Linked DNA regions of Homo sapiens: region 2 is linked to region 1. Evidence: read pairs that join two places in POLR2A ChIA-PET (ENCODE). Cell type or tissue: CD4-positive, alpha-beta T cell. All regions are shown on one strand. Links, peaks and the distances in the headings refer to the core of each region. The heading gives the core; the rest is flanking DNA. Region 1 overlaps LINC02917 (long intergenic non-protein coding RNA 2917). Region 2 has its middle 25 kb from the start of MBNL1.

What was found. ChIA-PET counts read pairs that join two places held together with the same protein. Peaks named below come from ENCODE experiments on the same cell type or tissue, not always from the same donor. Only the 100,000 strongest peaks of a DNase experiment are listed, where the experiment ranks them.
Region 2: POLR2A ChIA-PET joins it to region 1 with 17 read pairs; 13 of 35 experiments call an interaction of 5 or more read pairs at or near these places.

The regions. Positions count from the first base shown.
Region 1 is chr3:152,181,123-152,185,525 of GRCh38, reverse strand. The region is part of intron 1 of LINC02917 (long intergenic non-protein coding RNA 2917); the gene reads left to right. The region is part of intron 1 of LOC101928166 (a long non-coding RNA gene); the gene reads left to right. Among named protein-coding and RNA genes, the nearest start is that of LINC02917, 22 kb to the left of the region's middle. In CD4-positive, alpha-beta T cell, for the core only: a CTCF peak has its summit at 1,885 (motif pointing left); a DNase peak (open chromatin) is centred at 1,855.
Region 2 is chr3:152,241,302-152,245,704 of GRCh38, reverse strand. It overlaps a transcript of MBNL1 not described here. Among named protein-coding and RNA genes, the nearest start is that of MBNL1, 25 kb to the left of the region's middle. RefSeq lists enhancers at 1,880-2,009, 2,140-2,199. In CD4-positive, alpha-beta T cell, for the core only: no CTCF peak of the experiment used is centred there; DNase peaks (open chromatin) are centred at 1,354, 1,854, 2,244 and 2,605; H3K4me3 peaks cover 2,967 bases; H3K27ac peaks cover 3,717 bases.

The DNA of each region.
Region 1 (4,403 bases), core at 107-4,106:
CACATGTGTACACGCACACACCCAGGCATGCATACATGCACACAAGCACATGTGCATGCACTCACACACATGTATGCACTCACACCACGCACACACACAAAATCAGGGCCAAATAATAGCATAATTTATATGAATATAATCTCCCAATTTTACTTCTTTCAAAACCCAATTGGTATTTCTTAGCTTATTTAATATTGATAATTCATATCTAAATAGTCAAAAACTCTGATTGCCTTTGAGAATTTGTGTCAAGAACCTGTATGCCAGATTATCTTAAATATACAGTCATACACTGCCCCAAATTCGGACTTTCCTTACTTCCCTACTTTCCTTACTTCACTACTAAACTATAATAGTAGAAAGTTTCCTTAGGGCAATTTCACTCTTAAATATGATAACTCTTGAATTTTACATGGACTTATGCAAAAAAAAAAAATCCAAAGCTTCTTATCTGTATGAAATGAGGAAGTTTGGCAGTGGATGGAGACAGCATGTGTCTTGAGGGATGGGGAGGGTATGGGATGGTTTGGGACTATAGCTCAAAGTCTTGTGTTTCAAAGATGAACTTTCTTTAAAACTCTTGCTTAGGCATAAGTTCATAGGATTTTGAGAATGGTTTTTATCCAAGTCTTTAAGTATAATTGATTCTTTGGGAAAATGTTACTCGGCTATTTCTTAAAATTGCTGACCCACTCCCACATATGTGAGTACTCATATCCCATTTAAAAAGCATGGAAAAGAGGCAGGGGCAGTGAGAATTGACTTCATGGAAAGTCTTTCATGACTATAAAGTAAAATCATATGCAGGACTCAACTTTTATGCAATTTTCTTGCCAATGTTATTAGGTGGTCAACATATTACCAACCTGCCCTAACAAACAAAATCTGCAGGAAGGGCTCTTGGTTATGTGTTGAAAAAAAGGTGGAAGGAGGAGGGGAGTAGAGTGAGGCCACTCCTATCTGGTGTATACAATAATACCCTCACTCCATTAGAAGAACTCAGGGGTCTAAATAGATTCAGTATTTAGTAGGAAGAATGAAGAGGATATAACTAGACCTTTGTGAGGACATCATTTTACTTTCCTCTAACATAGAGGTTGGATTGTTCTACATGTGTATTTTAAAAGATTATATAACCCACCACTTAGAAGGTACGAATAGAGCAAAAGAACAAGAGGCTGTAAGGACATAGAAGCAAAAAGATTTCTCCTAGTGGGGCCCATGCTGAAAGTTCAGCTATAGCTGTGAATGTTTCCTCATTGTTTGGTTCAGCTCATCAATACAGCTAATGAGGATTTGGAAGCAGATCTGATTATTTCAAAAATTAGGAAGCAAAGTAGGTTTACTGTAAAAATGTCCTTTTAATTTATTTTTCCAGGACATTGCAATGCGGGAAGCAGGTGATAGGATGGGATTTTGAGTCTAATTGAGGAGAGGGAATCCTAATATAACAGGAGTCAAAAACTTTACTGTAACTCAGAGAGGCGAAGACAACCAATACTCACCAGGAGTTGGGAAGAGACTACTAAATACCAAGCCGAATTTAAAACTTAGCTCAATTGGATAATTCATATGATTTCTCTATGTCATTAATACCGTTTCTCTGGAAAAAGAGAAAGCTTAGTTTGATCAGCTTTTCTTCCTAAATGTATCTACAGAGCAGTGTCTTCTTTCTGCCTTGTCACTACTTGTTCATTCGGCACTTTGTATGGATTTGTGGCTGTGGTGGAGTGGTGCACACTCTAGTCTCTCTGACAGCTTGGTAAGAGTCTAGTGGATGGATAAAGAAATGGATAACCCAGTTCATTTCCTGATGCTGCTATAGGCCCCTCGATGTCAAGTTGTAAAGCTCACTTGGGCTCCATCTGGTGGTCTACTCTGCTGCGCTTTCCATAAAGCCACCTTGTCCCTGCCAAAACCATCCCATCTGCCAAAGTCCACACCCGATTCTCAACCACTTTAAGAGAAGTTTTCTATACAACCTGTTTAAGTTGTATGGAAACCAAAGGTGACTAGGAAAGGTAAATCTTAAGACTTTCTTCCACCTGACAAGATCACAGATTGGTATGGATAACCAAAGGCTCAAGATTTGGAAACGTTTCTGATAGTCTTGCTCTCCTGTTAATCAACATATTTTTTCTCTCCTCTTCTATCTTCCTATCTCCCCTTCTTTGTGCCATCTTCTGGGAATTTCTCCCTCTGTTCCAAACTCTTTTATAACTCTGATCTCCTCTCAAACCTTATGGAGACAAGGACATTTTCTCTGCACTGGAGAAAACTCTGATACTGATCTTCCAGGCTTGGTTATTGAAATACAAAACGGTAAGAAAAACAGATTTTTAAAAAAGTTTATTGGATCATTTTTCAAGATAATGTAGTGGCTTGCAAGACACTTTTCTTACTGCATTATCTTATTTGCATAACAGCAGTGAAATATCTCTTTTCATTCCCACCGCAATAAATGGTTTCTTTTTGTAATACATTTTAGTCTTCCTCCAGCAGATGGATAGTTTAGGTCTATTAGTGCAAAGCTGATGAGTTCATGTATTTAGGAAGACAAATTAATATTTGTCTTGTTAATATTTCCAAGAGATCGGGTGCTATATCTAGACTTCTCTTTTCCAGCTTTGATCCAGAGAAGGAACATGTTTGATAAATGATAACAATACCAAGTCAGTACACTCTTGTTCTGTTTCCTTTGTGGGTACCTAAGGAAGAAATTGCTGTGTAGGGTATCCTAGCCCAATGCAGGGGAGCCTTAGTGCAATTATGAGGGCACAGTGGCATGGTCATGCATACAGAATTTGTAGGGTCATCCCAGAGGCTCTTTCATTTCCTATGTGCTGTGGACATTGTGTTGAGAGCAAAGGAGATGGGTGGGTTGCCATTTAGGAGGCTGTTTTAGGAGGTAGAAATAGTAGATGGGTCTATATACAGGAAAAGCTGAATCAAGAGGAAACTGAATCAATAAGAAAACTGAATCAAGCAGGTAAAGAAATAGCATGCTTCACTGTAGCAAAAAATTACAAACTTTTGTCCTGGAGGCCAGCAAGACACTTAGGTAGTAGGAAGTCAAAGACTGGACACTGGAGACCCATGGATGTCATTGAAGGCCCACTGTGAAGCCAGGTGATTGCACTCTCTTGCTAAAGACACCAAGTCTCCCAAGCCACATACTTCTTCCTCCAGATATTATATATCACTTCAGAGGTAGAAGACAAGGGAGAGATAAATTACAGTAGAAACTAAGCAATTTTTCCCCAAGGCAAGGCTGAGCGTTAACTAAAGGGATTGTTTAGCAAATAGCCATATTAGACAAGGATTTAAGAGAGATTGGTCATATCACACTCTTTCTATCAGAGGAACACTAAACTCAAAAGAGGTCCCTACCTTTTTTTTTCTTCTTGGAATGCCACTGTGATGGTAACACTTTATGAGCCATTTTTTGACTTTGAAAATTTAAGCCATGTATTAAAGATGGTGGAGCAAAAATAATAGGAGCCTAGGCCCTCAGTGACTTTCTGGGGCCACCATACCAACCCTGGAGGGCCTACTTCTGGACTTCCATTAATGAAAGAATAAAATGCCCACATTTTTAGTCACTATAGTCAGTTCTCTGTTCCTAGCAGCCAGAGTCAATTCCTAAGTGATACAGTGTGTTTTTTTCTCTGAATTTCTTCAGTTAAGAATTTATAATTTCCCCTATACACATGTTATGTACTCAAGGCAAAGGTTATTCTTTTCAGAGATGCAAAAGAACACATTAGAAATTTTCAAAACATTACCTGAGCAATTGTGTATGGCTGAAAGTCAAAGTAAACTGCACAGTTTTTTGAAAACCTACACTTAAATGACATAGAGTATGTGTGTTCATGTGCTCACATGTGTATGTATGCTAATACAAACATGTTTCTGTTGTTTTGGTCCAATAAAGTGTAAAGAAAAGCAACACCTGGAAGATATTATGGCAATATGATGGATACAAAGATAGAATTACTGCATGTAGTTTATGAAAAACTGCAGAGGTATTGGCACTCTGATCAAGAGTAAATAAAGGAACTCCATGACTCTTTGAAATCTGACCATATTATAATAATATTAATTGATGTTTGGGGAAGGGTGGTACTGAAATCCCAATGCAAAAACTGTGTGGATATACTCCACCCATACTTGCCTTCTGAATCTTGGAGACAAGAGCCAAGGTAGGGCCTTCTCCCTGGTAATCTCCAGGGTGCACCCTTCACATAGTAGGGCTTGGAATAAGAAGTCCACATGAGGCGGGAAACTATTTTGACACTCCACTGAAAATCTCTACACAATAAATCTAGTGCTAAAAGCTTACTTTCTTTCTGGCAGAATATATGAAAGTTTCCCTGTTTCCAAATATCCTTTTTTATACTTCA
Region 2 (4,403 bases), core at 109-4,108, 60 kb before region 1:
AACCAACAAAAAACCAACTAGGTACTAGGTAACATACTAGAACCAGTAATAACAGCACCATTTACCAAAATTTATCAAAAATTAAATCTATTAATTGATGGGATAGTGTGGACTTTCTTTTTTGGAAGCCATGAGATTAGTCTAATTTTTTCAAACCAAATTAAGAAAGCTTCAAATACATCTTGGGATATTTATACTTACCAAATCTCACACGGTAAATGTGTGATGTATGAAACTTTCTCAAAAGGATTCAATTATGAAAATGCTCAGAGGCAAACTCTTCAAACCTCCATATGTATATATAGCCAGAGTAGTTCACTTAAACAGATTTTTCTTCTCAAAGCTGTATTAAACACTCCTTAATGTTTTTACCAAAGTATAAAGAAACCAACAGCTTTTAAAAGGAAGATTTAAAAATTGCTATATTATGAATACAATTGTATTAAATACAGTTAATATGTGTAGGTATTATTCTGGATTAGTGCAAATTTGAATAAAAGTTTCTAGGATCTAGATTATTTTAGAATTTCACTAATAAGATCAGTTTCAGTTTAGTTTGATTTCCAATTATCAAACCAAATGTCTTACTTTGTTTTCATTCTTACTATATTTTAAGCATTATAAATACAAATTAAACTTATTTAGAAAACAATACATTTTAAAAATTAGATTTGCATATTTCATTTAAAATTTTAAGTCATGCTGTCTACACTACAAATTAATTTTTCTAAACAAATATCATCATAAAGTGATGATATAAAAATAATACTGAAATGTCATATTTTAAATGATACAATATATTTTCACGGTGGGTAAAAACAAATGTAAGAATGCTTTTTTTTCTGGAAAGTGCTCAACTAATAATATGCAAAATGAACAAAAGTATATCTGTGAGAGAATATTAGAAATAATCTAGAGCTGGGAAAGAAGAAAAGTTATCAAATTTGTTAATAATCCAAATGCCTCTTCAGCACTAAATTGTGTGCAAAATTACAAATACACAAGAAAGATAACGTTTTATTTTGCAGGTAAAATAATTTGGAGATCAATGAAAACTTTAAATTTTTCCAGGTTTTTAAAAGCTTGTATGTGAAGCTGAAGCTTTGTAAATGTATTAAACTTTTTATTTAAAATGTCGGTTACTTACTTGAAAGAGTTATCAGGTTTATCTAATCTACACTGTAATGTGGCCAGCATTTAAATTGTTGCTATATAAATAGCAATCCAAATAATAAAATGAAAAATAGCAAATAATTGTTCTTACCTCTATGCTTAGTTATAGTTGCTTGTTAAGCTGCTTCATGGGTTGAGACAAACTACCAGCACTTCAAAGAGCTCAGTTCTCTGCTCAACTCTCTTCTCTAGTTACATTATTTTTTTTCCTCTGCAAAAGGATAGTCCACCAAAAGAGGAAGTTATGAAATAACAGTCATTATGCTTTATCCATTTTATGGGGCATGGAAAATTATTCATAAAGCTTACACTTGAAATCACAGCAACAGGCTATAATTGGTGCCTGTACACATATATAATTAAAGTATATGCATGTTTATATGTGTAAGCAAATTTTAGAAAAGTTAAGCTATTGAAACCTATAGTTGGCCTGGCACGGTGGCTGACGCCTGTAATCCCAGCACTTTGGGAGGCTGAAGCGGGCAGATTACCTGAGGTCAGGAGTTCAAGACCAGCCTGGCCAACATAGTGAAACTCCGTCTCTACTAAAAATACAAAAGTTAGCCTGGCATGGTGGCAGGCGTCTGAATCCCACTTACTCAGGAGACTGAGGCAGGAGAATCGCTTGAACTCAGGAGGCGGAGGTTGCAGTGAGCTGAGATCGCGGCCATTGCTTTCCAGGCTGGGAGACACAGTGAGACTCCATTTCAAAAAAGAAAAGAAAAGAAAAGAAACCTATACTTGATTAAGTAGTGCTCGTTTACATAAGGAAGCATCTCCTGTGTGGCTCAATGATCACAGAAAACATTGCTCTATGCAGAAGAAAACTGTCCAGCTGATATATGGGAATTAACTTGCTTTTACAAGTCTAATTAATTTAAAGTCTTTGAAGTATGACACAAATGCTAATCTGACTACAGGCATCTTATTAAAGGAAGAAAAAAAAAAAACCTCCAGTAAACAGACATTTTCCTGGAATTTGGGTAGCGGTTTTTTACCTACAAGTCTCAAACTTCCTTTCTCATGAATAGTTGCCTGTTACATATAGATAAAGCACTGCAAAACTGAAACTGTTACTTACACATGAACTATGGTCTTTCACTACTTCAGCCACAAGAGTAAAAAACAGGTGCAGAGGTGCAGATCCTGCAAAACTGAACATTTAGCTGGCTAAGTTTCTTACAGGTTGGAGTAGTAAATGAGAATATTTAAAGGACAGTAGGGACAATGGTTGAAAAAAGACATAAAAAAGTTGATCAAAGCAAGTACTACTGCCAAATTCAAATAAAAGGATATATACAAATATATTTATCATGGGTTTAGGTTGCCAGATAATAGAAGCCAATGTGTAGCTTCATTTTTTATGTGTGGCAGTTGCTCCCAAACTCCCTTGCTCATTGGGGAAGAAGGAGATGGATTGCAAGAGCAATACAGTAATTATGCAAACCTCCACATGTTGCAAGAACCACTTTCTGGACTTTAGAAGCTATCATGCTGTCACTGCACCACACTCTTTGCTTTTTATTTAACCTTATGTCCAAAGAGGCATTAAAGAGTACTTAGACTGGGCACAGTGGCTCACGCCTGTAATCCCAGCACTTTGGGAGGCCGAGGTGGGTGGATCACTTGAGGTCAGGAGTTCGAGATCAGCCTGGCCAACATGGTGAAACCCCATCTCTACTAAAAAAAATACAAAAATTAGCCAGGCACTTTGGCAGGCCCCTGTAATCCCAGCTACTCAGGAGGCTGAGGCAGGAGAATCCCTTGAACCTGAGAGGCAGAGTTTGCAGTGAGCCGGGATCCTGCCACTGCACTCCAGCCTCGGCCATAGGGTGAGACTCCGTCTCAAAAACAAACAAACAGAGTAATTAGGAGATGATTAGAAGCTGAAATATTTTCCATTTCACCTAAACTCATACTTAATGTGAGTTTGCAGGAAGTTAAATAAACCAAATGCAGAAAGCTGTCCCCTCCATAAAACGCACAAAAAACAAAAACAAATAAACGAACAAAACCCCAGTATGTCATTGATATCAAATTTTATTTGAATTCCTTTGTGAACTACTTATAAGGAAATCCCTACAGAGAAGTTGTCAATGTGATTAAAATTGCTTAGATTCTATGTGTTTAGACAAATTTTAAATATTATTGTATTTGGGTATCATTATATAAAACACTAGGCTTATCAGTCCCCAAAGACCCAGTCACACTCTGGAAGCATAGTCCTCAATGTCTGCTGTAATTTTAATGTATTTCCTCAATATTTGTGTACCTTTTGCCTGAATAGTGGATGTATATCTCTACTTCTCTTCTTCTCTAATGATCCCTTCCAGGCTGATAAATATGCTCAAGTTTCTTCCCTATTAAAAATTCCTCCTCTGACTGACTTGTCATATTACTTTCTTTTTCTTCATCAGAACTTTTTGAGAAAGTTGCCCACATTGACTTGAGCCCTTATATCTTTTTTGTATGTGTGTATGGTAGAATATATTTAACAAAATTTACCATTTGAACCATTTTTAAATGTACAGTTCAGAGGCATTAAGTACATTCACACTGTTAGGCAACCATCACCACCATCTATCTCCAGAACTTTCTCATTCTTCTAGACTGAAACTCTGTACCTATTAAACAATAACTGAACGTTCCTTCCTGCCCTCAACCTGGCAACCACCATTCTACTTTCTATCTCTATGAATGTGATTACTCTAGGTACTTCATATGAATGGAACCATATGACATTTGTCCATTTGTGTCTGGCTTATTTCACTTAGGTTCATCAAAGTTGCAGCATGTGTCAGAATTTCCTTCCTTCTTAAAGCTGAATAATATTCTATTGTATGTATATACCACATTTGTTTCCTATTTATCAGATGATGGACACTTGAGTTGTTGCTATCTTTGGCTATTGAGAATAATGCTGCTATAAACATGGGTGTGCAAATATCTGTTTGAATCTTTGCTTTCATTTTTTTTGTATATACACCCAGAAGTGGAATTGAATCATACTGTAATTTTATACTTTTTGAGGACCCACCATACTAAGTCCACCTATCTTTCTCACATTTCTTCCTCCTGCATGGGTTTCTGCTTCCTCCTATTTATCAAGACTCTTGCCAAAATCACCAGTGATCTCCCTGTTACCAAATCCAAAATCCAAAAGCCCTCTTACTTGACCTGTTTTCAGCACATGCCAATGTTGACCACTTCCTCCTCCAGGAAATGTTATC